Linked DNA regions of Homo sapiens: regions 1 and 2 are each linked to region 3. A link is a loop called in an ENCODE intact Hi-C map of the cell type or tissue named here. Cell type or tissue: mammary epithelial cell. All regions are shown on one strand. Links, peaks and the distances in the headings refer to the core of each region. The heading gives the core; the rest is flanking DNA.

Region 1 (8,130 bases), core at 1,658-5,657, 700 kb before region 3:
GCCTCCACCCCACCCAATGCCCACCTCCCTTCTCCACATACCCGATTCCTCTTTTCTACACCATCTTTATCCAGAGCACACCTGTGTCCCCTGCCTCACTCCTCTCATCAGCCCCTTGGCCCTCTAGACCTTCATCCACATCATCTTACCTCTCCTGAGCCACTTTCCCTTCTCTCTTCCATTCCCAACTCTCATTTCACCTGACTTTGTTTTGCTCCTTTGTATTCTGCTACCCATATCTCGTGGCCACGCCTCATCTGATTTTTCTGGTGCCTCAGGTCCCTACCCTTATCTCTTGTGTCCCAAGTTAGCCACAACGTCCCAGAGCTGGCCTCACTCTGGTTTAATAAGCGCCTCACACCCACCTCCCTGGATCCTTCATAGGCTGTTCAGAGAGCCTGACCCCATTACTGCCGCCTCCACACAGGCACGTTATCAGGACTGCCAGTCGGGATTCTTCTGCCAGATTTCTGTTTGGGTATCAGTATCATCTGAGGCAATTAATGTGAATTAGTATCAAAAGGGAACATCAGAATCACATTTATAAAGCACGTACCTTTTTATGTTCACATTTCTTTATTGCCATAATTAAAATACTGGAATGGGAACAGGTTGCAGTTAGATTGAAACAAACCAGTTCCCAGCTTGGCCAGTTCATACACAGCTGGGCAGAGCGCACTGTGATTCAGGCCAGACCCAGGCAGGGCTGGTCTCATGTCATCTTACGACCAGTCCCTGCTGAAAAGCAGCCCAGTCCATCTACCCTTTGCCCTACTCCTTGGCCATGAAAGCCATCGGAGGCCCAGAGATAGAAGTGCCTCCAGCTGGTGGAGCCCTGAGACACCAGCAGCCGCACACTGAGCCACTGCTTAGGGCCTGGAGTACCTAGAGCATGGAGAGCCCCCTGGGGCTCTGGAGTGCAGTGAGCAGGGAAGGGAAACCAGGATGACAGCAGGAGCAGTTGTCAGCTGCTGACATCACCTAGCACCCTCTGTGCCCTGTCACCAGAGTACAGGCCTGAGGAACTGGGTCCCTCTCTCCATGCCAAGCAGCCAAAGCAAACATCGATGTAGGAGGAGGAAGATCACAGGCTAGCCAGAGGGTGTGAGCGTCAGCATGAGGCTGCTGGGGCGGGCATCCTGTCCTCTTCTGCTTCCCTATGCCCCGGAGGGTGCTGGGCCAGGGTGGGGTAGAAAGCAGAGGAGACCCAAGCGGCCTCCTGCCCAGCCCTGCCACTCCCTGATGGCTGGCAGAGGGAGCCATCAACAAATGAAGTCCCGGGAAGAACATTTTCTCCAGCAGCATTGTAACCTATGTGCTAGGGAGTCCTGTGGATCCAAATAAGTAACTCCAGCAACTGCAGGGAGTAAGAAGGGGCCCAGGGTGGGGGGTGTGTGGCAGGGGGTGCGGGTCTCCGGGTCCCTACCCCTTCAACCAGAAAGAGACTGCTTGCTGCTAACAGTGGAGCTCTTTTTGTTGGAAAAAAGTCTGGAAGATTTAAAAAAAAGAAAAGTTTTCAAAACCACTGTGCCGACCCTGGTTTACCCTGCTCCACCACTCCTCTGCCAGGAGACCTTGGGTAAATTCCTTAACTCAAGGAGCCACCTTGCCTATATGTAAAACAGGGAAGAAAACACCAACCTGAGAGTGGGGGGTTCCTGCAAGATTGAATGGGACAACCACATAAGGCACTAGGCACTGGCCTGGTACAGAATAAGTGCTAAAAAAAAAAAAAAAAAAAAAAAAAAAGGCAATTTCCAGCCGGGCGCAGTGGCTCACGCCTGTAATCCCAGCACTTTGGGAGGCCGAGGCGGGTGGATCGTGAGGTCAGGAGATCGAGATCATCCTGGCTAACACGGTGAAACCCCATATCTACTAAAAATACAAAAAAATTAGCCGGGCGTGTGGTGGGCACCTGTAGTCCCAGCTACTCTGGAGGCTGAGGCAGGAGAATGGCATGAACGTGGGAGGCAGAGCTTGCAGTGAGCCAAGATCGGGCCACTGCACTCCAGCCTGGGCGACAGAGCGAGACTCCATCCCCCCCCAAAAAAAAAAGGCAATTTCCATCCTCTTCATCCAAGCAAAGGACCTATCCAAGAACCAAGGTAGAAATCCAGTGGGAAAGCCTAGAAGCCCATCACAGGATGGGCCACGGGTGCCTGTGGACTGCAGGTGGCAGGGGTGGAGGGTGGAGGGTGGATGGCACAACTGATTCCAGACCCTCAGTTGGTGACCTTGGTGTGTGCTGGTCAGGAGCCAGCTGGACCTCATCTTCAGTTGCCATGGCCCTGGCACTTCAATCCAAAAAGGCTGAGGAAGGCCACAGCAAACATGGCATCTAAGAGTAACTCATTAGAAAATAACAGAAAATGAGGTCACTGTCTCATTTGTTTATTCAGACAGGAGCTCAGCCTCCCCACTCCATTCCTCAGCACACTGGCAGATATGAAAATAAGAGTTGCTATGAGATACAAACATCTAGGACATGCATTTTATTCATTCAGTACACATTTTTTGAGGGCTTCTTGTACAGCAAGCTCTGTGTCAGTCACTGAGGATTCCAAGATGAACGTGATAGTGTTCCTACTCTCAAGGAGTTAATCATTGGGAACCTGGACCAGATACAAATAATTACTGCTCAACTCATTGTATGCAGTGCTGTGGGCTCATCCTGGAAATGGGGTTCAGTGATGCCTTCAGGACTTGTGGAAGGTTTCTGGGGCAAGGGGCATTTGAGCTGAGCCTTGAAGGGTGAGTAGAGGTTGATCGTGGAACAAGTCAGGGAAGAGACTTCCAGGCTGTGGGAACAACCTGAGAAAAAGCAGAGAAGAGTGAGGCCTGTGAGGTGCTTGGAGACCCAAGAGTCCACGAGAAGAGAGTCCAAGTGGAGAAGAACCCACTGAAATGGTTGGTGGCTGAGGGTCATGTTGGAAAGGGCGTCCATGCCATGCCAAAAAGTACAGTTTGTCCTGTAAACAGGCTCCACCCAAGGTTTCTTAAGTAGGGGTGTCTTTGTTTTGAAAAGACAAAACACTCCATTGGCAAGGTGGGAAGACTGGTGGGGAAAGAGGCAGGTGGCAGAAAAACCCATTAGGAAATGACTGTCATGTTAAGGGTAGATGAGAAGTACTTGGAAAGGGGAAAGTTGTGGTGTCAAAAGGCATTTCAGAGTAGAAATGACAAATAGAAATGTCAGGTTAGACATGGGAGGAAGGTTGAAAGAACGGAGAAGGATTCCAGGATGGCTCATTTGTGCAGTTAGGCAGATGGTGAGCCCACTGACTGTGGGTTCCAGAAAGATGTCACTGATGCAAGGATTCCAAGTCCATGGAATAAATCTGTTGCCTGCTTTTTCCAGGCTGTGAGGTACTGCCATATTCTAAAGGCATCGACTCAGGCCATGCCATTAGGGGGTGCTGTAGGCATTCCCTTCTCTTCTCTGCTCAATACGGAGGTCGGAAAGACCTGCCAGGGTCATCAGTCAGTTCCAAAGGCCAAAGGCAGTCCTGGACAGCTTGGCAGAGCCCCTTTGCTTAGAAAGCTTTTTACATAAACAGTTTCACATCCCCCAAGACTTGGCACGTTGGTGGACCCCAGGTCAGATTTCCTCTGCAGCTGTGTAGACCTGGGTGGGGGTCTGGAGGATTGGAGGGGATTTTGGAAGTCAAACTGACAAGGGAGAGATCAGGAAGAGAAGGCTCGGCAAACCCATTGCATTCACATTTTTAATCCACAAAGCCATCCAAAGCAAAAACGGTCGACCTCAATGTGACCTCGGGACCCCTCGGAACACAGGCCACCCCAGAAAACATTTTGCAGGTAGCCCAACTTATACTTATTGGGAGTGTCCTTGGCCATCATACTATGTGAGATATTGGAATGGAGGTGACATAAATGTGAGGGGGGACAGCAGAGCCTGGAAAGCAGTAGTCACGGAGGAGCAGGGCTCTCTGGATGGAGGCACGACAGGGTTCAGACACCAGCTCTACCACTGAGATACGGCCTCAGTTTCCTCACAAGGTTGGTGTAAGGATGAACTGAGGGACTGTATGCATGCTGTTTGATACATTTGCAGTGATCCAATCAACCCTTGCAATTGTGGTTACTCTTATTATCGTTATCATCAAGCTCTTCCTGCCTTAGGTTCTGCTTGCCGCCTCCTGGCTCTGGGCCTGGAACACTCTTCTCCTCTGTCTCCCCTGGGGTTGCACACTGTCACACTGGGTTGGGCAGGGGCCCAACCATGCTTCAGCCTCTCATGGCAGCTCTGCAGTGGAGCCAAGCGGGACCTCCCATGCCTGGCACAGTGACCAGTATAAGCTTTCAGGAACTGGTTCTTAGATTACTTTTCTTACATGAATACGTGAATGAATGAATGAATGAATGAACAGAACAAGAGAGTCAGGCTGCACTGAGTGGTGGGCCTCAATCATACTCCAAAAAGGATCAAGCCCTGGAGACCCATTTAGGTAAGGGAGCATCATGAAGATGTCAGAGGTTGGCAGGGGGGTCAGGAACAGGCATTCACACCAACAGGTACCAGGAGCCAGAAATCCCAATCACAGTGACAGGGCTGTAGAGGGTGGAGGGGGTGGGGAGAAGCCAGGGCAGGGCTCCACTTGCCGGGGGGCCTTTACAGCAGAACAAGGGAGAACACTGAGAGCTGGTGACAAACCAGCAGGAAGGATGAACATCAGAATCAACTCAGACACAAAATCAATAGGACTCAGTGACAGAATGGATGGAGATGACCAAAAAGAGGAAGCAGCTAAAGATGCAAACTGTGAGAGAACTCGAATTGTGCTTTCAGTTTCTAGTGCTTATTCTGATGATTGTTATTGAGTTATTTAATGAGGATCAGGAGAAGTGAAGCTTAGCGAGGCCTACTGAAGGGAGAAATGGAGAGAGACCTCAAGCAAGCAAGCTTCCCCCTGTGGCTCTAAGACCTTCCCTTCTGTTCTGGTCTCTTTCACCTGTCCCTTATCCCTTGGTCTGTAACTTCCTTATTAGTAAGAATCTCATCTTATTCGGTTTGGTATCCACTGCATTAGTTATACATTTTCTCATCCATTTCACAAATATTTAATGAGCACCTCTAACATGCAAGGCAGGGTCCAAGGTCCATAACCCAATAAATATGTATTGAATTGATCATGTCATGATATAAAGTCTGCAAGGAGAAGGTCCATGGGAGGATCTAGCAGAGTTTTACCAGGCAGCATCTGGAAAGGAAATGCGGGAAACCTATCACTGTTATGAGACAATTTGGAACTGTAATGTTCCCCACCCTCCCTCCCAAACTGGGGAGACCGAAGAATGACAAGTCCAGCTTGGTGAGTAGATGAGTTTATTTAGGTCTTCCATGTGGGGCACTCCTGGGCAGCAGCAGGACAGCTCTAGAGACCTGCTTTGCCTCACATCGCTAAGCTGCTTTTAAGCTAATTTTCTGGCTCTTCACCTACTGTGTATGTGCCATGGGACTGTTTTCCTTAGTAGGTTTTCAGATATCTTCTAGGATGTTTGGATTCTCAGGGACACCTGCTCCACAGCTGGGCACCATGGCCTTGACTAACTGCCTGGCCTTGAGGGTTCAGACAGTGAACATACACCCTTAAGTAACCTGGTGGGGGACCCATCACACTACAATCAGCAAGGCCTGGGTTGGTTCAAAGGGTAAAGCATTCGATGGAGAAAACATCTGATTCAGAAACACAAGTACAAATCCTAGCATGAAGAATGAGGGGTTGACAATGAGGACTGGGCATTTCATCCGAGACAGAGAGATTTCATTACTATAAAGGAATACCTGAGGCTGGGTAATTTATAAAGAAGAGAGGTTTATTTGGCTCACAGTTCTGAGGGCTGTACAGGAAGCATGGCACCAGCATTGCTTCTGGTCAAGACCTCAGGAAGCTTTCACTCATGATGGAAGGCAAAAGAGGAGCAGGCGTGTCACATGGCGAAAGAGAGAGTAGGAGAGGAGAAGGGGCCGGTCTCGCTCTGTCGCCCAGGCTGGAGTGCAGTGGCACGATCTCGGCTCACTGCAAGCTCCGCCTCCTGGGTTCATGCCATTCTCCTGCCTCAGCCTCCCAAGTAGCTGGGAGTACAGGCACCCGCCACCACGCCCGGCTAACTGTTTGTATTTTTAGCGTAGACGGGGTTTCACCATGTTAGCCAGGATGGTCTTGATCTCCTGACCTCATGATCCACCTGCCTCGGCCTCCCAAAGTGCTGGGATTACAGGTGTGAGCCACCGTGCCCAGCCGAGGCCAGGTTCTTTTAAAACAACTAGTTCTTGCAGGAACGAATAGAACAAGCACTCATTACTGCGAGGATGGCACCAAGCCCTTCATGAGGAATCTGCTCCCATGACCCAAATACCTCCCTCTAGGCCCCACCTCCAACACTGGGGATCAGTTTTCAACAGGAGATTTCGAGGAGACAAACATCCAAACTATATTGTAAGGAATACTGAAATTAAGTAATATACTGGAAGTCTAAAGGTGTAGATCTGTGCTTTAGATGAAGCATTTCTGGAGGAAAAGAATCATTGCGGTGTCTCTAGCCCGACCCCTGCTCCCTTCTGGGTTCCACAGGTACCTCCCCACAGCAGAGGACCGTTTGTCACAGCTCAGGGAGAACAGTGCTTAAGACCATCCTGTTCTCTGGGCTCTGACTCCGTAGCCACCACTCGTGAGATAATGTCCCAAGTAGAAGCACAGTTTGTTCCTGGCACAGGTCCATTTTATGTAGATTTGGCCTGCAACTGCCTTTTCTGGTATACAGACCCTCAGGTGCTTTGCAACTGAAAGTGTGGTCTGGCCTGCAGACCAGCAGCAGCATCTCTTGGAAGCCCAGTGCAGGATTTCAGGGCCCATTCCAGACCTATGAGTCAGAGGGGCATCTAACAAGGTGGTCAGGTGATGTATTTGTATGGTCATACACGAGGAACTGCTGTAGACAAGCTGACTACTGTGGCTGTGGGCTCTAAGAGCAAAGTGGCCAGTCTCTTTGGGCCCTTGGGGATGGGGCTCCTCCTTGGGGTACTTGTGCTGGGTGTGAAATGGAAGGCAGAGATTTGAGGTGTGGGAAAAGAGGAAAGAGACTGTTTGGTCCCAGGGTGCAGAGCCTGCACCACCTGGCCCCCAGCAAGCTTCGTCCTCACTCCTGTCGACTCCCCTCCTTTCACTCTGCATTCCAGTGATGCAGGACTGTTGCAGGTCTCCCCCACCCCCATCAGCTGTGTCACATTCTGTGCCTTTGCTTCTGCTGTTCTAGTTGTCTGGGACACCCTTTACCCTCTCCTTGGTGACTCCTTCAAGCCTCAGCCCAGGGGTCAATTCCTAGGAATCCACCCTAGTCATTCAGGCAGAAGGAAGCATCTTTCCTCTAGGCCCACTCCTCCATCACAGCAAGGTGGCCACCATGTTAAACTGTACCCACACCCCGCACTAAACTGTAAACTCCTCAAGAGCAGAAGCTAAGATTTACACTCTCTATACTCTAGGATTAACATAGTATCTCCATAATATTGGATGACTACATTATAGGTACTCAATAAACATTTATTAGATGAATGGTTGGTTGGATGGATGGATGGATGGATGGATGGATATTTGTCAAACACAAATAAGAGAAGTGAGCTTCCAATGGATGCAGCAGATGTTAATTATCCATTTACTTTTCTGTTTTACTCACTAAATAGCATGCTGCTAAGGGCAGACCATATCCTATTTCTGTTTGCACTTTATGGACTTACCAGATAGCCTATAAATGTGGGTTCAGCAAATGAATGAAAAATGAATGAAGTATAGCACAGTGCTTACGAACTCTGGAGCCAGACTGTTGGGGTTGGAATCCTGACTCTACCACTTGCTAGCTGTGTAACTGAGCAAGTCATATACCTCTCTGTGCCTCACTTTTCTCTTCTGTAAAATTGTGATTATAATAACAATTTATAATTGTTTTTGTGATTATAATAGCCATATAATTATATATATATAATATAATAGCCATATAATAGCCAATAATTGTGATATAATAATAGCCATAGGGTTATTATGATGCATTTAAACTCATATAAAAAGTGCATGGAAAAGCATTGTTGTTGCTGTTGACGTTGCAACAAGC
Region 2 (8,130 bases), core at 1,658-5,657, 270 kb before region 3:
CGTCCATAGTGTTTTGACATTATTCCCAATGTTTGTCAGAGATGACAGCTTACTTGTGACCTACTCTGATTTGTAGGTTCAGAGCCTCGGTTTCTATGCAAATGTAACTTGCCCTGGACTGTCATTGCCTTTGCAGCATGTTGATGAGTGGAATATTGGCCGGCTGAGAACAATCCTGGACTTGGTGGAAAAGGAGAGTGGGATCACCATTGAGGGTGTGAACACCCCATACCTGTACTTTGGCATGTGGAAGACATCCTTTGCTTGGCACACTGAAGACATGGACCTCTACAGCATCAACTACCTGCACTTTGGAGAACCAAAGTCCTGGTACAGTCTGCCTGCAGTCGGCACCGGGCTTCTATGCTAGAGCACGGGCTCATGTTCATTGTGCGTGGGAAGCACCTCAGGATTGTGTTAAAGGGCAGACCCTGGTTCAGGCTTGGGGTGACATTCCATGTTTTAAACACACTTTCAAGTGCTAAGATGCTTGCTGTTGGAGCTCTGGTGCTCGGACCACCTTTTGAGTAGGGAGGCTTTAGAGAGCAGGGTGCTGGCAGTTACCCAAAGACACGGGGGCTCTTCCAGGCTATCCCACTGCTTTCTAATTTTTTTTCTGAACAGGCCTGAGGCATTTCTTAGCAGCAGACTTCCAAGACTAGAGTCACTCTCTCAGATGACAGAAAGCTTTCTTTTCGTCATGGAAAAAATACTAATACTTGGGGAGCAGCAGTGTGTGCTTAACACATAAGGGATTGCGAGGCTATTCAGCATGCTTCCTGTTCTCCAGAGTGTTATTCTTGTTGGTGAGACAAACATTGGTTCTCTCTCCTCTCTCTGTGCTGACCCATCTTTGAGTCTCAGCATTTTTTTTTTTCTATTTTGAGACAGGGTCTCACTCTGTCACCCAGGCTGGAGTGCAGTGGCACCATTATGGCTCACTGCAGCCTTGACCTCCTGGGCTCAAGTGATCCTTCTACTTCAGCCTCCCAGGTAGCTGGGTTTACAGGCGTGCACCACTATGCCCAGCTAATTTTTTTCCTTCTTTTTTTTTAGGGTAGAGATGGGGTCTCACTATGTTGCACAGGCTGGTCTCAAACTCCTGGGCTCAAGCAGTCCTCCTACTTCAGCCTTGCAAAGTGCTAGGATTACAGGCATGAGCCACTGTACCCGGCCCATCTCAGCATTTTAGTGAAGGTGCTGCAGATAACAGCAGTGAATAAGATGGATGAGATACCTACCCTCACACAGATAGGAGACTGGTCAGGAGGTAGAAAGTGTGAGAGAATGCTCATACGGTGTGGGGACAGCTCTGAAGGGGAAGAAGTGGGTGCTAAGGTCCACATAAGAAGGATAGATGGGATTAAAGAAGGCTTCTTTCAAAGAGGTGACAAGTGAGACCTAAAACATGAGAAGGACATAACCGGGTGGAGTGGTGGTGGGCTTAGCAGCTGGGAGATTGAGGGAAGTGTATCCAGGCAGTTGGAACCACAGACGCAGAGCTCCTGGATTAAGACAGCACATGAGGGCCAGGCGTGGTGGCTCACACCTGTAATCCCAGCACTTTGGGAAGCCGAGGTGGGTGGATCACCTGAAGTCAGGAGTTGGAGACCAGCCTGGCCAACATGGTGAAACCCGTCTCTACTAAAAACACAAAATTAGCCAGGCGTGGTGTGTTTAGGGAGCTAGGGGGAGTCTGCTGTAGTTTGGGTGCTGTGTAAAACGATGAGAAGTGAGTGATGAGGCCGGAGGGGACATCATGGGGCACATTATGGGGAGTCATGAAAACCATATCCACTTTCAGGTCTTTTTTCAGCATCTTCAGCCATGTTCTTTCTCAGGGGTTTTCCTTTCTTCTTTCAAGTGCTCTCCAGTTTCTAATCTTGGGGGAAAGAACCTTTTGAGCCTATGATTATCTCCTAACTACTGTCCTGTTTTTCCTTCCTCAGAAGGCTAGACTTGTAGGATGTGTAAATGTAGCTTTTGTGTCTTCACCATTGTTTACTCCAAAATTCACTGCTCCTGGATTTTTGAATTCTCTTATAAAAGAAGGTTTTCCAGTTATTATATACATTCTTAGGTCCTCTGAAGTGGGACCTCCAGAGCCTTCTGTATAGGGTTGCCTGATGGATCCCAGAGTCCTTTAGGTGACATTTTTGTCAACTCTTCTTCTCTGTTTTGTTTTATAATGAAGCTGTTTGCAGTGGGAGGATTTGTTGTTACTGTGGAATAATCTTCAGAAGAGATTAAAAAGGTTAAAACAGAGTTACTGTGAGTTTCAGAATATAAAGTTTAACAATTTTGCAAAAGTTTAATAGTCCTAGGTGTTCTTTTTTACTTTTCATTTTTTAGGAAGAGCAGTTTCTATGGTGTTTAGACACCCTACTGGGTAGAGAGGTAATTGATTGTTGGGTAATCAGTATATGTAGCTGTTGGGGAGATAAAGGGAAAGTGGGTTCATCAGCAGATACGGGGCTAGGTCTCTTAAGTGTCAGATCCATCTTTCACTTTGTTTTCCATCTTCCTCTTGCCTGCCCCCAGTTAGGCCTTTCAAGCATTTAAAAATACTGAGCATTTTTAAATACTGAGGTTATATAGTGACATCCTTCTTTTTTTTTCTTTTAAAAAATGTTATTATATGAACAACATTATAAAGGAGAGTAATATTATGTACCGTAAATCCTGGCTCATGGTGAACACTTAATAAACATCTTATTAAGTGAATGAATATAGAAGAAATAAATTCACTCACCTTCTTTATGGGCTCCTTACTCCTGTGCCCAAACAGTCTAATATTTCATTTTTTCAGATTCCTTTCTACTGCTTGGGAAGTTAAAAAAAAAATCTGCTATTTCAAGGTGTTTTGAGAGTGGGAATAAGTCCCTTAGCTTCTGTACCTGCCCTCCACCCAGCCTCTGATGCTCTCATGTGATTGCAGGTACTCTGTTCCACCTGAGCATGGAAAGCGGTTGGAACGCCTCGCCAAAGGTACTGTGTCTCTTCTGTTTGCTGGATTGGACCCTCCTATGAGCTGTGCTCCTTGCTCTGCACTAAAATGTGCGTTCCCCATGGTCAGATACTTGCAGGTCCTGTTGCAGGCCTGCAGACGGGGGTGAGCCACACTGGTTACCTTAAGAGGGCAGTGACGGAGCCTTTTCTTCCTTTGTCCTGACTGTCTGTGCCTCAGTTTTAATGAGCAGGGGTGTTTCTTTGACCAGCGATAATGAACCAGACCCAGTATGACTGGTGTTTCCACTAAAGACCCAAATGTTAAAGAAAAAATTGAACTTTATGCTTTGTTTCTTTTAAGTGGACTTAGATTTGTATGTCTGGAGAACATAGGAAAGCCTGGGTAGATGATACTACAGCTGCATTACTGAAAAAAGATCAGGGATACAAGTGACTGGAGAAAAGGTCCTAAATAGTTTCAAAGCTCTATAAGAACAGAGGCAGCTTGGGTGACCTTGGTTTCCCAAACAGGATTTCATTACCCACGTAATGCCCTACATGGGAGTGAGCCTAGAGGCTCATTGCAGAATCTTAGAATTGGTGCGGAGCTATAAGGATCCTCAGAGGTCACATTGGTGATGCATCCTCTTTATCATTCCGATGAGAAGCACAGGTGTGAAGTGACTCCAGGATTGCGGAGCTAGTGTGGAGCACTGTGTTAACCTGTACCCTTTCAATTAAATAGGCTTTTTCCCAGGAAGTGCTCAAAGCTGTGAGGCATTTCTCCGCCACAAGATGACCCTGATTTCCCCGTTAATGCTGAAGAAATATGGAATTCCCTTTGACAAGGTGAGCTGATGTTACATGCCAAAGTTCTCAGGCACCACCCTTTCTGGCCTTTGTTTTACAGTTTTATTCTAGTTCATCACTATACCAAGAGGGGGCCAAAGCTTAAATAAACTATGTAACAACACTTTGATCTAAGAGCATTAAAGGTGGGGCCACTGTAGCTTCCTGGTGCCAGAGGAGAGTCAGATCCCCTAGAACAGTGTTCATTTGGAGGAATGGTTAATTATAGTCATGTCATCTGATATGTCTGGGCTTTGCATTTTATAGAAGACAGCAAGGACCCCAGGGGTTTTATGACTTACCCTTTGTTACTCAGCTAAGTTGTGGTGGAGCTCAGAATTCCAGTTCTGTGGACTTCTGCCATTTGAAGCAGCTGCTTCAAGTCTGCTCTTGTTCAGGTGACTCAAGAGGCTGGAGAGTTTATGATCACTTTCCCTTATGGTTACCATGCCGGCTTTAACCATGGTTTTAACTGTGCGGAGTCTACCAATTTTGCTACCCGTCGGTGGATTGAGTACGGCAAGCAAGCTGTGCTGGTAAGTCTGCTTGATTTCTTTCTATAACACCATGACAAAAATGAGCAAATTCTGGTTAGATACGTTGGCTGGTGATTAGAGTATTTCTTTGAGCTGCTGGAATTCAGAAACAAGCAGCTAGCAATGTGTCAGAGTACTAACATTTTGTGTTCATAAGGAATTTTTAAAAATGTGTTCAGAATTGGGAAGTATAAAATGAGGTTCTTAAGTCCATTAGGCATTAAAACCACATCCACACACGTTAATACTCTTGTTTATCCATTCCGAGATTTCTCTGTTGAAATTTTTAGGGGTTTCCTTTACTCTAGGGAAGCAGCAGGGTCGGGCCTTTGACTGATAGTAGTAGACTTGCTTGTGTGTTCCTGGCTTGGACAGGGAACAAGGGCAGGTGGCTCACCGTCCTGGGGGCCTAAGTGCAGAGCCTAACCACCCTCTGTGACCCCGAGTTAGTGCCCAGGTAGATTTGCCCCAGTAGCATGTGCTCTCTGCCTTTTTTTCCCTGCTTCCCTTCATGTTTGAAGGTCCTGCAAGGATAACATGCCCTCAGCCTGTGAACCAAAACAATCTGGTTATAAACCATCTTGCACTTGTTTCCATGTGGAGGGAGGAGCTAGGACGTGGGGGTGAGTTGGAAGCAGCAAGGTATGCTCACCTGGTGCTCTTCTGGTTCCTGCTGACAGTGCTCCTGTAGAAAGGACATGGTGAAGATCTCCATGGATGTGTTTGTGAGAAAGTTCCAGCCAGAAAGGTACAAACTTTGGAAAGCTGGGAAGGACAACACAGTTATTGACCATACTCTGCCCACGCCAGAAGCAGCTGAGTTTCTTAAGGAGAGTGAACTGCCTCCAAGAGCTGGCAACGAGGAGGAGTGCCCAGAGGAGGACATGGAAGGGGTGGAGGATGGAGAGGAAGGAGACCTGAAGACAAGGTAACCCAGCAGCCCTTTTGTCCTGGCTGCGTGAGGGAGGGATGTCTGGGTAGGTCCTGTAATCTGTGGAGAGGCTGTTTCTTGTTTTTTTTGTTTTGTTTTGTTTTTGTTTTTGTTTTTGTTTTTGATGGAGTCTCGCTCTGTCGCCCAGGCTGGAGTGCAGTGGTGCGATCTCGGCTCACTGCAAGCCCCGCCTCCCGGGTTCAGGCCATTCTTCTGCCTCAGCCTCCCGAGTAGCTGGGACTACAGGCACCTACAGCCACGCCTGGCTAATTTTTTGTATTTTTAGTAGAGACAGGGTTTCACTGTGTTAGCCAGGACGGTCTCGATCTCCTGACCTCGTGATCCGCCCACCTCGGCCTCCCAAAGTGCTGGGATTACAGGTGTGAGCCACCGCGCCCGGCCGAGGCTGTTTCTAAGATGCCGTTTGTGCCTTGGCTAAGGGAGTGTTCTTGGTAAAGGCTCCAGAAACCTGAGAGCCAGAGCATTCAGGCACTTTCTGAATGAGAGACCTGTAGTGGGCGTGTAGTCTGCTGGAGCAAGGCGTCAGTTATATGAGGGTCGGGGGCATTTATGTGCGAAGGTCGGGCTCCCTCTGAGCCAGAAAAGTCATGTTTTCTCATCATATCAGAGAGTCTTTTAAAAAGAAGTGTAGTGAGGATGAGACTCAAGGGCATTGGTAATGTCGTGATTTAAGTCTGCAGTGCTATTGGTGGCTGAGCCAGGGGATCTGTGCTCTGAGGAGAATTTATCCTGGGCCATATGGGAAAGAAAGGAGGAACCGTTCCTTGGTACCTGCTATATGCCAGGCACTTTGCCAGCTACTCTGCATACCTTTTCTTAATCCTCACAACAAATCTGTTAGGTGGGTGGTAATACCTGTATTTTCCAGATGATTGAACAAGGTCAGAGAGGTGAAGTCCCTTGTCTCAAGTCACAAATAAGAGGTGTCCCTGAGTTTTGAGCCAGGCCTGACAGGCTCTGGCCATTCACTTTGGGTTGTGTGTGGATGTGTATGAATGTGTTTGAGTAAGTGGATGTATATGTGGGCTCTTAAAAGATTTGCCCTCTCCCTTGCAGCCTGGCCAAGCACCGAATAGGGACAAAGAGGCACCGAGTTTGTCTTGAAATACCACAGGAGGTGAGTCAGAGTGAGCTCTTCCCCAAGGAGGATCTGAGTTCTGAGCAGTATGAGATGACGGAGTGCCCGGCAGCCCTCGCCCCTGTGAGGCCCACCCATAGCTCTGTGCGGCAAGTTGAGGATGGTCTTACCTTCCCAGGTTAGTTGACTATGGTGTATTTTCCACAACCCTAACTCATATATGTGTCCCGTGTTAGATGCCATATTGAGTGCTGGGTCAGAAATAAAAAAGGCAGAGTGACAGGTCCGTGAGCAGATAGCATACTTGGAGTGTGAGAAGTGCTTTGGGTAGGGATGTACAGGGAGGACTGGACACGTAGGGAAAAGCTCCTCCCTCTGCCTGGTCAGGGGTCAGGGAAACACTGGAGGTTTTGGTGAAGGTGACTCTTACAAGGTAAGTAGGACCTTCCCAGGCGGACAGAGAGAGAGGAGGGATGTAGAAAGGGAGTCCCAGATGGGAGGAGCAGGGCACAGGCATGGAGATGGGAATTTTTTTTTTTTTTTTTGAAATGGAGTCTTGCTCTGTCATGCAGGCTGGAGTGCAGGGGCGCAATCTTGGCTCACTGCAACTTCTGCCTCCTGGGTTCAAGCGATTCTCCTGCCTCAGCCTTCCAACTAGCTAGGACTACAGGTGCCTGCCACCATGCCTGGCTAATTTTTTTTTGTATTTTTAGTAGCGATGGGGTTTCACCGTGTTGGCCAGGCTGATCTTGAACTCCTGACCTCAGGTGATCCGCCTGCCTCGGCCTCCCAAAATGCCAAGTGGGATTACAGGCGTGAGCCACTGTTCCCAGCAGAGATGGGAAATATTAATAGCATGGTCCACTTGGGGGAACTGGTGGGGAGTTTCCCTCAATTGAATATTAGGGTGGAAGGCAGCTGTGTGACCAGAAGGTGACGCTGGAGAAATAGGAGATGATGTAGGGCTGTCTGCCATTTTCATTTGCTCACTTGGAAGCTTAAGAAGCCATTTATATTTTAAGAGAGGGAGTGGTGTGATCAGTGCTGTTTAGCAGTCACTTGGAAGGTCATTGAGGCTAGATTTGTTAGAGAAAGGCTTGTATCTGTCTTGGGTCAGGTATGACCCAAAGATGTGGTCTGCCGACAGCCAGGCAGCACTGTGGACTGACACCCTGGGCTGGGCTGGCTTCTCTTCAGCAGATTTTCTTTCCCTTTTTTCTCTTCAAATTTATTTATTTATATTGACAGATAAAATCGTGCATATTTGTCTTGTACAACATAATTTTTTTGTTTGTTTTAGAAACGGGGTCTTACTGTGTTGCCCAAGCCTTTGTGAACACAGCTCACTGCAGCCTCAACTTTCTGGGCTCAAGCAATCCTCTTGCCTCAGCCTCTCAAGTAGGTGGGACTACAGGCATACACCACGCCTGGCTAATTTTTTTTTTTTTTTTTTTTTTTTTGAGACGGAGTCTCACTCTGTCTCCCAGGCTGGAGTGCAAAGGCATGATCTTGGCTCACTGCAACCTCCGCCTCCCGGGTTCAAGTGATTCTCCTACCTCAGCCTCCCAAGTAGCTGGGACTACAGATGCTTGCTACCACGCTGGCTGATTTTTGTATTTTTAGTAGAGACGGGGTTTCACTCTGTTAGCCAGGATGGTCTCGATCTCCTGACATCGTGATCCGCCCACCTCAGCCTCCCAAAGTGCTGGGATTACAGCAGTGAGCCACCATGCCTGGCCCATGCCTGGCTAATTTTTAAATTCTGT
Region 3 (5,612 bases), core at 1,613-5,612:
CTACCGCAGGCCCGGACTCACCAACTTGCCACATGTTCTAGGTTTCAGCAACAAGACTGCCAGGTGGTTGGGTTCTGCCTTTAGCCTGGACCAAAGGGAAGTGAGGCCCAAGGAGCTTACCCAAGCTGTGGCAGCCGTCCCAGGCCACCCCCATGGAAGCAATAAAGCTCTTCCCTGAGCCTGGCCTCTTTTTGCCTTCTCTGACTTTCCTGGAAGAAACAGGAACCTAAAGCCTTAGCAACTATGCCAAACCCTCGGGCCCTCTCTCCAGTCCACAGAGTCCTGGGTCCCTTTCACTTCTTGTGTCAATGCAGGACCTAGGTAGCCATCCAGAGGCCTCTGGAGCATCTCCTGTATCCTCTTTGCTTTGAGACCAGAGGTTTCAGGGCACACTCTTAGAGGAGACAGAGGCACAGGACTGGAGCCCTAGGACATTGCCTTGGGGTGCCACAGCCCCACCTCTGGAAGGACAGATATTCCTGCAAGCACAGGAAAGATATACTGCTGAGCCCCTGCAGCAAGCAGAGGCTCACAGACCTACCCTACTACTGACACTCCCGTCCCTCTGGGAAGGACATGCCCCAGCCCCAATCATTAGCACAGAGGCACACCCTCTCCCTTCAGCCCTGCTCTAGGTATCCTCTGTCATACTTTAGAAAAGATATCACGTCGCCTTCTTAAGAGTCCTAGAGTCTGATCCCTCTCTTCCCCAGCATCCCCAGGCAGGCCTGAGAATGGACAGACCAGACTGTCGCCTGCACTTGAGGCCATGAAGTGAGCTTTCTGTCACACACTGCCACTGTGGCAGGCAGTAAGTGGGGTGGCCGGCTCCTGCTCCTCTCTCCTGCCCACCCCAATCCAAGACTCCAGGCAGCCCTGGGCTGCCCTCCCACTGGTGAGCCCTAAGGCTGGAGTCCCGGCCATCCCAGGGACCAGCAGCCTCCCACATGCTCCTTCCCACTGTGGCCGGCCTTAGGCAGAAGCCTCCTGGGCTAGGGGGGTAAGGGAGGCCCTGACTGAGGGACAGGTCAACCCAGAAACCCCCTCCATTTCTACCGGAAATAAGGCCACTACCATGCACATGTTCCTGCCTGGATGGTGCCCCGTGGAGTTGTACAGGGCATAGGCTGAATGGCCATAAGTGGTGTCCCTGGCTGAAAAAGCCCCAAGGCAGGTGCCCCAACTGAGCAGCCGGTTGTGGGAGGTGACAGAGCAGACTGCTCCCTGCTTGGCCTCCTATCCCAGGGGGCTCCTGGCACGCCTGCAGCAGCCCCACCACCTCCAGCAGCAGTTCTCTGTGGTCTGACTTCTAGTCCTCACCACCGCGGAAAACTACTTTCACACCAGCTATGGTTCTGAGCCCTGGCCATGCACCAGAATCACCTGTGCAATTTGAAAACTGCACATGTCCACCCTGAAAGTCTGATTTGGGTCTGGGTTGAGGCCCGGATGTGGGTAGTTTTTAAAGGTCCCTAGTGGTTCAGAAGCATAGCCAGGGTACAGCTGGTCCACACACATCCCCAGCACTCTCATCCCTGACCACAGCTTCCAATTGCCAGTTGGTTGACAATTCCCAAATTGCCTTTGCCAGCGCAGCTCTCTCTGCTTCCTTCCAGGCTACAAATTCACCGGCTTCCTGAACATTTCCACTTGGATAATCCACAGGCCCTTCCAACTCAACATGTCCAACACCGAACTCATGAGCCCCTGCCTTTCCTCCCAGGAGCCGGGATGTACCCCTCCCCCAGGTCACCCCGCCAAAGGCACACTTTTGCAGGGTCTACCTACCTCCTCACCCTATCCAGTCAGGCACTAATGAATTTTCAAAATTGCGTGTTCCAGATTGGGGCCTGGCAGCCCCACGCTCCCCTCATGCCCTGCATCAGACCTCATCCTCTTTCCACAGCAGCCTCCACCTTTCTCTCCAACCCCATCCTCTTTACTACAGCCAGAGTCATCCACAAAAAATGCCTGTCTGATTACACCATTCTGCTCAAAACCCTCCCATGGTCCCCAGTGTTAGGATCTTTCCATCCATGTTACTCACCCAGCCCTCAACCCACCTGCCAAATTGCCATAATTAGGCATCTGAAATGCTGCCCTCCAGCTACCTACTTCAAGACTCAGCTCAGATGTTCCTCCTCTGTGACCCCTGCCTTCAGCCCTCAGTACCCACTTCTGCCAACACTGCCCCTGCTGTGCCCCAGTGACTCCCGTGTTTGCAAGTGTGTCCGTACTCCAAGCCCTAAGCAGCACAGGAGGTGAGCTGTGGGGAGACTAGAGCAGAGTCAGATCCTGAAAGCTGCGCAGAGGCTAAGCAACCCAACAAGGCAGGTGAACTGGCCGCTGAGAGAAGAATCGGGTGGAGCAGAGAGCAGCTGCTGCAGGGCAGACAGCCGGACCCCCAAATCTGCACGTACCAGCAGTCAGCCGCCCCACGCAGGGACCGGCTTACCCCTCGCTCCCCGCCCTCACTCACTTTCTCCCGCCCTCGGCCCGGCCTCCCAGCTCTCTACTTCGCGAGTCTACAAACTCAACTCCCGGTTTCCGTGCCTCTCCACCGCTCGAGTTCTCTACTCTCCATATCCGAGGGGCCCCTCCCAGCATCTACCCCCCTCCCAACCTCGGGGGACCTAGCCAAGCTAGGGGGGACTGGATCCGACGGGTGGAGCAGCCAGGTGAGCCCCGAAAGGTGGGGCGGGGCAGGGGCGCTCCCAGCCCCACCCCGGGATCTGGTGACGCTGGGGCTGGAATTTGACACCGGACGGCTGCGGCGGCGGGCAGGAGGCTGCTGAGGGATGGAGTTGGGCCCGGCCCCCAGACAAGGCCCGGGGGCTCCGCCAGCAGCAGGTCCCTCGGGCCCCAGCCCTCGCTGCCACCCGGGCCTGGAGCCCCACACCCGAGGTAAGCCAGCCCACTTGCCTGTTTCTGGTCCCAGCCCTGGATGGACGCTCTTGGGCTGGGGGAGAGGACAGGACCACCCCCCTCCTCTCCTTTCTTGCATCCTCCCTCTCTTGGGCCCTCGGCACAGTTCTCCGCCCCTCCCAGCCCCTCAGTCCCTCTTGTCGCTTGTTGGACTGTGCTGGCCTTGCCGGCCCACTGTAATGTGAGGCTCCCGCTGCCGCTACAGGGTGCAGACTGGCTGCCAAGGCCACACTTTTGGCTAAAAGAGGCACTGCCAGGTGTACAGTCCTGGGCATGCGCTGTTTGAGCTTCGGGGGAGAGCCCAGCACTGGTCCCCGGAAAGGTGCCTAGAAGAACAAGGTGCAGGACCCCGTGGTGAGTAGCGGGCTGGTGGATGGGGAGGCAAGGGCCAGAGAACCAAATGGCCCTAGACCACAAGGAGGTAGGAGGCAGGGCCTGAGCTGCCCTCAAGAGACCTGCTCCCGGGCTCCCCCTAGCGCAGAGGGCTCCTAAGGCTGCCCTGCCTGCCTTTCCCTCCATCACGGACAACAGTCACTGGCCTGGCTCGGAGGCCTTGATTCCACTTAGCCAAGAGGCACACACCAGGACCTGGAGGACAACCCCGGGAAGGCCTGGGGGTCTGTTCCACAGGTGTGCAGGCATTCTGTGTGCTAAAGGATGGGGATGAGGGTGGTAGCTGGGACCCAAGAGGAGGCTGGCTAATGAGGACTTACGAAGGCTCTAGGGCCCCAAAAGGGTGTTTGGGAGTGCTAGCAGTGGGAGCTCAGGAAGGCTGGCTGGGATCAGGAACGATGGCTCAAGGGGGAAACTTCTAGGAGCATGACTAGGCTGCCAGATCCATAGGAGGCTGGGAGGGGGACAGACCTAGACCAGCTCCCAGGGTGGCTCAGCTCTCAGAGACCAGGCTGGTATGGAAGCCTAGCTGGCCCTCCTGGGAGTGGCTCAGGCCTGAGTGTAGCTGAGGGGATGGAAAAGCCCACCCTGCTTGGAATCTGCAGGCTTGGCAGACTCTGCCCCCTTGTGGCCACAGGAAGCCATGACCCAGGCCCCATGTTTTCAGAGGGCCCATTAGCTCCCACCATCCCCCGGCTCTGTGGTCATCGAGGGACACCTATAGTCAGAGGAGAGAACTCAGGTGGCTCTGGGTCCAGAACACAGTTCACAGAGGGGCGAGGTGAAGCAGCTCTGGGTGGGCAGCACAGGCTGAGGCTTGGGGCTCACTATCATTAGATAACTCTTAGAGTGACCAGCTAGCACCCTAATTCTTCTCCAGCCCTCAGCTTCCTCTCCGGCAGCCTGGGGTGAAGGCCTCTGTAGGACCAAGTGTGTCCAGCTATAACTCCTTCCAGCCACTTCTGGCATCTCCAGACCTACAACGCAGAGCAGGAAGGTTCTGGGAAAAGAGGACCCCTCTCTCCCCTCCAGCTGTGTGACCTTGTAACCTTAGACAACCTCTGAGCTTCTCTGAGCCTTGTTTGCTCATCTGGAAAAAGGGGATTAAACCATTTACCTCATGGAGTTGTGAAAGAATAGCTGCAAAGCACCTAACACATAGTAAGGTTCCCAGTGCAGCTACTTCTGCTGGGTTGAGTCTAGCTGTGTAGGCCCCTTGTTCCTCACCTGGAGAAACTGGGGTGGCAGGCCGGTCCCCCACAAAAGATAACTCATCTCTTAATTTGCAAGCTGCCTCAACAGGAGGGTGGGGGAACAGCTCAACAATGGCTGATGGGCGCTCCTGGTGTTGATAGAGATGGAACTTGGACTTGGAGGCCTCTCCACGCTGTCCCACTGCCCCTGGCCTAGGCAGCAGGTGAGTGGTTCTCCCAGTGACTCCTACCTGGTACTGAGGAAAGGCGGCTTGACTGGTGAGGGAGAGCAGGGCTTGGCTTGGGCAGCGGTTAGGTGTGGGAGGGAAAATGGTCAGGGAGGGACCAGGTGAATGGGAGGAGGAGCGGGACTTCTCTGAATGGTCGGTGCACTCAGGTGATTCCTCCCCTGGGCTCCCAGAGGCAGCAAACCCATTATACTGGAACCTAGGCCCTTCCTGAGTTTCCCCTCCACACAGCTAGGAGCCCATGCCCGGCCTGATCTCAGCCCGAGGACAGCCCCTCCTTGAGGTCCTTCCTCCCCAAGCCCACCTGGGTGCCCTCTTTCTCCCTGAGGCTCCACTTGGTCTCTCCGCGCAGCCTGCCCTGTGGCCCACCCTGGCCGCTCTGGCTCTGCTGAGCAGCGTCGCAGAGGCCTCCCTGGGCTCCGCGCCCCGCAGCCCTGCCCCCCGCGAAGGCCCCCCGCCTGTCCTGGCGTCCCCCGCCGGCCACCTGCCGGGTAGGTGAGAGGGCGAGGGGGCGGGGCGGGGCTGGCCCGGGACACCGCGCGTGACTGGGTCTCATTCCAGGGGGACGCACGGCCCGCTGGTGCAGTGGAAGAGCCCGGCGGCCGCCGCCGCAGCCTTCTCGGCCCGCGCCCCCGCCGCCTGCACCCCCATCTGCTCTTCCCCGCGGGGGCCGCGCGGCGCGGGCTGGGGGCCCGGGCAGCCGCGCTCGGGCAGCGGGGGCGCGGGGCTGCCGCCTGCGCTCGCAGCTGGTGCCGGTGCGCGCGCTCGGCCTGGGCCACCGCTCCGACGAGCTGGTGCGTTTCCGCTTCTGCAGCGGCTCCTGCCGCCGCGCGCGCTCTCCACACGACCTCAG

Evidence for each region. A loop is a pair of places that touch in the nucleus more often than their neighbours do. Peaks named below come from ENCODE experiments on the same cell type or tissue, not always from the same donor. Only the 100,000 strongest peaks of a DNase experiment are listed, where the experiment ranks them.
Region 1: a loop joins it to region 3, with 4 times the contacts of the local background. A loop is called at or near these places in 13 of 110 quality-filtered maps.
Region 2: a loop joins it to region 3, with 4 times the contacts of the local background. A loop is called at or near these places in 12 of 110 quality-filtered maps.

What each region holds. Positions count from the first base shown.
Region 1 is chr1:43,234,869-43,242,998 of GRCh38, forward strand. The region is part of intron 21 of CFAP57 (cilia and flagella associated protein 57); the gene reads left to right. The region is part of intron 1 of LOC105378685 (a long non-coding RNA gene); the gene reads right to left. It overlaps LOC124904164 (a long non-coding RNA gene), which reads right to left. Exons shown (of 2, transcript XR_007066042.1): 2 at 2,478-2,811. Among named protein-coding and RNA genes, the nearest start is that of TMEM125, 31 kb to the right of the region's middle. In mammary epithelial cell, for the core only: a CTCF peak has its summit at 3,421 (motif pointing right); no DNase peak of the experiment used is centred there.
Region 2 is chr1:43,662,758-43,670,887 of GRCh38, forward strand. It overlaps KDM4A (lysine demethylase 4A), which reads left to right. Exons shown (of 22, transcript NM_014663.3): 5 at 137-330; 6 at 2,939-2,988; 7 at 3,695-3,798; 8 at 4,197-4,334; 9 at 5,015-5,262; 10 at 6,343-6,542. LOC124904165 (a long non-coding RNA gene) reads right to left here and starts at 5,075. Exons shown (of 3, transcript XR_007066050.1): 1 at 4,987-5,075; 2 at 4,101-4,355; 3 at 873-2,234. RefSeq lists enhancers at 1,484-1,563, 1,854-1,913, 3,555-4,754. In mammary epithelial cell, for the core only: no CTCF peak of the experiment used is centred there; a DNase peak (open chromatin) is centred at 4,144; H3K27ac peaks cover 1,618 bases.
Region 3 is chr1:43,930,982-43,936,593 of GRCh38, forward strand. ARTN (artemin) reads left to right here and starts at 2,820. Exons shown (of 5, transcript NM_057091.3): 1 at 2,820-2,904; 2 at 3,131-3,279; 3 at 4,609-4,735; 4 at 5,112-5,250; 5 at 5,321-5,612. The coding sequence starts at 4,676. It overlaps ST3GAL3 (ST3 beta-galactoside alpha-2,3-sialyltransferase 3), which reads left to right. Exons shown (of 12, transcript NM_006279.5): 12 at 1-178. RefSeq lists enhancers at 1,082-1,582, 2,212-2,261, 4,351-4,945, 4,946-5,540 and silencers at 2,772-2,861, 3,412-3,461, 5,485-5,534. In mammary epithelial cell, for the core only: CTCF peaks have their summits at 3,401 (motif pointing left) and 3,951 (motif pointing left); DNase peaks (open chromatin) are centred at 2,010, 2,640, 3,400 and 4,840; H3K4me3 peaks cover 3,642 bases; H3K27ac peaks cover 3,556 bases.